Regions from separate parts of the Homo sapiens genome. Here region 2 is linked to region 1. Evidence: chromatin loops called from intact Hi-C (ENCODE). Cell type or tissue: IMR-90. All regions are shown on one strand. Region 1 overlaps EPHB3 (EPH receptor B3). Region 2 has its middle 24 kb from the start of MAGEF1.

What was found. Hi-C counts contacts between places; a loop is a spot of excess contacts. Peaks named below come from ENCODE experiments on the same cell type or tissue, not always from the same donor. Only the 100,000 strongest peaks of a DNase experiment are listed, where the experiment ranks them.
Region 2: a loop joins it to region 1, with 4 times the contacts of the local background. A loop is called at or near these places in 2 of 110 quality-filtered maps.

The regions. Positions count from the first base shown.
Region 1 is chr3:184,567,670-184,570,169 of GRCh38, reverse strand. All of the region lies in intron 1 of EPHB3 (EPH receptor B3), which reads right to left. Among named protein-coding and RNA genes, the nearest start is that of EPHB3, 7.1 kb to the right of the region's middle. RefSeq lists enhancers at 1, 2-948, 1,291-1,803, 1,804-2,318. In IMR-90, no CTCF peak of the experiment used is centred here; a DNase peak (open chromatin) is centred at 1,099; H3K4me3 peaks cover 1,028 bases; H3K27ac peaks cover 2,325 bases.
Region 2 is chr3:184,687,158-184,689,657 of GRCh38, reverse strand. No RefSeq gene overlaps it. Among named protein-coding and RNA genes, the nearest start is that of MAGEF1, 24 kb to the left of the region's middle. In IMR-90, a CTCF peak has its summit at 1,004 (motif pointing left); a DNase peak (open chromatin) is centred at 877; H3K27ac peaks cover 2,194 bases.

The sequences.
Region 1 (2,500 bases):
CTCCTTTGTGCATCTAGGGCCAGGGGCTTTGTCACAGTACCCGGCCTGTGTTCTGAGCTGGTTTCTTGTCTGTTTCACCTTGTTTGGTCATAGGAGGGGCCCGTTAATGTTTCTGACATACACTTGCTCCCTTAGGAACCTGGTTCTGCGCTCTGGCTGGATGTCCCTACTCTCTGAAAGACAGTGTGACCCCCAGATTAGACCTGGGTCAGGAAAGGAAGGAAAGAGGTGCCAACTCCTTTCCCGTGGCCTGGAAGACAGTGCAGCCAGCTCTGAAGCTGGAATGGGGCAGGGTTGCCCCAGGACCTCTGGAGGCCTCTACATCATCCCCTCTGGGTGCCCAAGTGGGGAAAAGCCCAAACCCCGCGGCCACAGGCTTGCAGCCTTCAGTGGTTTCCCGGAGGCTGGGTCTGAGCCGAGGACGGCGGAGGACCCCGTGGGTGGACAAGGCAGCTGTGACCCCAGCCCCCCGCCATGTCAGGCAAAGGGGCTGCAGGCAGCAGCCATTCACTGCAGGGAGGGAGGCTCCTCCCGCTGCCGCAGCCCCTGGTCCCCTGAGGGCCCGGCTGTAAGGGGAGCGATCCTGGCCTCTGGCAGACAGACAGACAGACAGACAGACACAGACATTCGGCCTGGGGGGTACTCGAGGGAAGCCGAGATGCTCAGAAGCCGGGGCCCACAGAGACAGGCGGGGAGGGAGGCGGGCGGGGCAGCGACTGGAGCTGGCGGGCGGTGGGCGGCACGGAGCCGGAGGGATGTGCGGAGCCGGCTGGCGGGGATCCGACAGCCGGGATGGCCGGCGGCTGACTACAAAGACAGGGAGACCGAGAGACGCGGAGGCCCGAGGAGACAGGGACAGAGGGAGGTTGCCAGGCGGCCTCGTCCCCAGCCGGCAGCGCGAGTGTCAGTCCCGGGAGCCGGCAGAGCAAGCGCGCCCTGCCCCCGCAGCCAGTCCTCCCGCCGGTCCGCCCGCCGGTCCGCCCGCCGGAGCAGGCCGGGGCTCCAGCCGCTCCCTCGCGCCGCCTCCCTCCTCCCTCTCCCTCACTTCCTTCTGCTCAGCCTGTGCCAAACCCATCTGGAACTGTTTAAACCCAAATATTCAGCCCCCTCCCCCTCCAGCCAGATTCCTCCACAGTTTAAAACAAGCCCTGCGCTGGCTCCGGGAGGAGGGAGCGGAGGGAGGGGACGGCGGAGAGGCGGCGGCGGGAAGGAGGGAGGGAGCGAGGGAGGCAGGGAGGCTCTTCATTTCTGTTTAATTTCTGGGGAGCGAGAGAGGGAGGGAGGGAGGGGATCGGCCCTTGGCCATCGCTCAGCCTTGGCCATCGCTCAATCTCGCCACATTTTTCCCATTAATGAAGAGAGGACTTGGGTTTCGAGTCATGTGTGCCCGAGGAAGGGCTCGGTCACTCCGGTGGGGAGGGGGCCGCGTGCTCTCGGTTTCCCCGTTTCTCAGGGGGAGAGGAGGAGCCTGCTCCCTTCAGCCTGCCCAGGCACAGAGGACGGGGCAAGGCCCTCCTCAGCCCTGGGGTGCCTGGTCCCTGCCTTCGGCAGGAGGTGAGGGGGATGTGGGGGGGGGGTCATAGAACCCATCTGTCCGTGGTATTGGGAGAAAGAGACCCAGCCCACCTTTTCTGTGCTGTGTGTGCGGCGTGTGCATGTGTGTGCACGTGTGTGTACGTGTGTTGTACATACACACGTTGGGACGGGGGTATGAGGGGCAGCGGGTAAAGACAAAAGAGGAGTGAGTGAGCAAGTTCTCAACTCCCCCAGCTGCCTGCTGCACCCCATCCCTCGCCGTCCTGCCATGTATCTGCAGGAGGCAGAGGGGAGAAGAGGCTGGCCACCCTAGACACTGGGCTGTGTCAGGCAGGAAACCACAACTGCCCAGCAAAGTCACCAGGGAGGTAGTCACCAGGCCTGGGGTCTTTCGGGGACTGGAGCTTTGATGCTCAGGAGCTAAGCAATACCTCTTTCAGGTTTCCACAGGGCCATGGAGAGCAGCCACGTGGCAGCAGCTGTGTGGCCCTCACCCATGCACAAACACACAGATGCACGCGCAGCATCCAGTCCTGGGGGCTGGGCTCACTCCCCGCCACTGGGGCTAAAGAGTGACAAGTCAACACATATGGTGGACAAAAACACACAAAGCCACAGCCGCCCACAAACACACACCCAGCTTCACACAGAGCCATGGTCTGTCTTTCTCAGACACACGGATGCATATGGTACAAACAGATTAGTCTTCCTTAGACATTCATATACAGTGAATCTTTCCTACACAGAGATCTGGCTTGCCTTAGGCGGACCCACGCTTCCAGCCTACCTATGTGCAGATTTCCTGAAACATATGCGCACACAGAGGGCACTCACCCCCAACCCTGCAGTATGTTCTCCTTACACACCCAATTGCACATGCTATCACCAGCTGCAAGTCACACAGTCTTCGGTGTAAAGTGCAAACACAAACACCAGTTTCCCTGTATAGACTTGGCGACATGCT
Region 2 (2,500 bases), 120 kb before region 1:
CATTCTGGCAGCAGGTAGCAGAAGCGCATGTCTGTTGCCCCATCAGGGCTGTGGGCATCTTAAAGGAACCCCAGCTGGTGCCTGACAGAGGGGCTGGTAAATGCTTGAGAAATGGAGGGACTAAATGAACAGAATTTTATTGGGGAGCTTCCTAAAGGTAGTGGTTGGATCTTTAAGGAGTTGATGTTTTTGGATCATACTTTTTCTTTAAAGAAATCAAAGCTCTTTCTCGTTCCCAATGCTTGGTCTTAGCCGTACCCGTTTCTAAATGTTAGAATTCTCTTAACAATGTTTATTTATTCATTCCACAAATGTTTCTTAAGCATATACTATGCGCCAGGCTAGAAAGCAAAATCTTAGAAGACATGGCCTCTGTCCTCAAAGATGTAACTATGAAGTGGCCAGAAATGGGTGCAGACAAGCACGTGGATAATTTTAAGCTATGACCCTCTGGAGGATTCTATAGGAACCCATGAAGGAGGCTCCACCAAATCCATCCAGGAGGGACCAAGGAAAGACAAGGCTGCCACGTGTGGCTGCACAGGTCGTGCACTGCACAAGCCAGGATACCTCTTGGAGTTGTGTGATGCGGCGGTCTAGTCCTTCCAGGCCAGGAGCAACTGAAGCGCTGTTGCTGCCCCCACCCCAATGCCCAACCCCATCCATCTATCTGGTCCCAGAGCATCTTTCCCCTCTGGCTCCTCTCCTCAATAAAAATTCCTTTGTCCGACCTTCCAGAGGTTTCTTTAGAAAAACTCTCCAGTAGTTCTTGCTGTCCCCTTTCTCCTGCCAGCTCTATAAAGCAAGCTGGCTCCTCTCAGAGATTTACGTTTTTGGGGAGTGTGAGTCACGGGGAAAGAACTCTTTCCACAGCTTTCTAACCTTTGATGTGACCTCCAATACCCTGTGGCTAATACAGAGTGATCTAAATCTCACAAAGCTCATACACACAAGAGCTGCACTGCATTGGGCCGTGAAAAAGGCCTCTGGCTAGCCAGCTCCTGCCACCAGCTGGAGGAATGTTCTCCATTCCCACCTACACCAACAGCCCTCCTCCAAGATCCTTCCACTCTCCTGGCAGCTCCTGCAGGGGCAGTGGCCCAGGGCCCCAGTGGCTGGGAGAGAAGGTTTGCTAAGCCCTCCCCCGACCCCATGTCCCACCAGTCCATAGCTGGACCCAGAACCTCAGCTCCTCCAATTCTGGCAAGAAAGGCCTCAGTTGTTGAGCAAGAGAGAGAAAGACTGGAGAAACAGACATCTAAAATACAGCCTCCTTGATGAGAAGAACAGCTGGGACCAGAAAGATGCTTGTGAATTATGGGTGACATGACTGTTGAGGTCATGCCTGATGTGGACACAGGCGGCTATGGGCCTGGCTCAAACTGAACTTTCTGGAGGTTTTCCTGCAAAGCAGAACGATGTAAGTGAAATCTACTTTTTCCATAAAAATGATGGCTTTTTGAAGACCAATCCATCAGCAACAAATTTAATGAGCTAGAAATGACATGCCTGCTCTCCACACACTATACCTCTTTCTCAAGCAGGATACAGAACAAGCAAGGCAAGGTGGTAACTAATGAGATAATATCAATGAAACGCCTCGCCCAGTGCCTGGCCTATAGTAGGCGATCAATAAATGCTCACTGTTACTATAATGTTTTATTTTACTATTTGAGCAATCCCTGAGAGAGGAACTGAGTAGTGCAGAGAGAGGGGCTATAAAGTTTCCAGGAACTAGTCTGAGGGCCTGCCTGCCCGCGCGCCCGGGGAGGGGCCCGGGAGACCTCCGGCTAGGGTTTCACATCAGGAAGTTGGCTGACTGCGCAGAACGACACTTGCGCGCTACTACTGCTCATGCTGAAAATAGCACCACCACACAACCGGCCACAAAGGCAGGGGGACAGGCAGTGGCAAAACCGAAGTCATGGCCGGCTTCAGGATACTCAGTCTGGGATGGATGCCCTTTCCTTCCTCCCTCCCCTCCTCCCCATTCCCCATAGCAATCTGGAAGTCAGAGGGACTCAAAGCATGTCTTTGTCACTGGGTTTGGGCCCCACAGGCTGTGGGGTCCTGGGCCACCACACCCTCCCAGGGCAGGGAAATGGAGCCTGGGCTGGCTGCCAGCAACCTTCTCCTGGTCTCCGCAAACCCGCCCCATCCATCCCTCCCGTTCTAGGAAGTAGGCCACATGGACATTTGACCCAGACTCAAGTCAGGAGAGGGAGTTCCTTTCCTGCCCCTCTGAACACTGCGGGGGTCTTGCACCCTGGAAAGCCTTTTCAGAGGTTTCTCTTCTCCCATGGCCGGGATGCATCAGAAGGGACACAACAGCAGGAACCTTGGTTCTCTTTCCCGAGGGTTGAGGCTGGGTTGTGGGAAGGACTAGGTCATATTCTGCTGGGCAGCCACCTAAGAGGCCCCAGATGTGGCACCAGCTAATCCTCCGTACTCTCAAAACACCACCTTTGACATTGAGGCATCTGCCTTCTCAGCCTGTTAA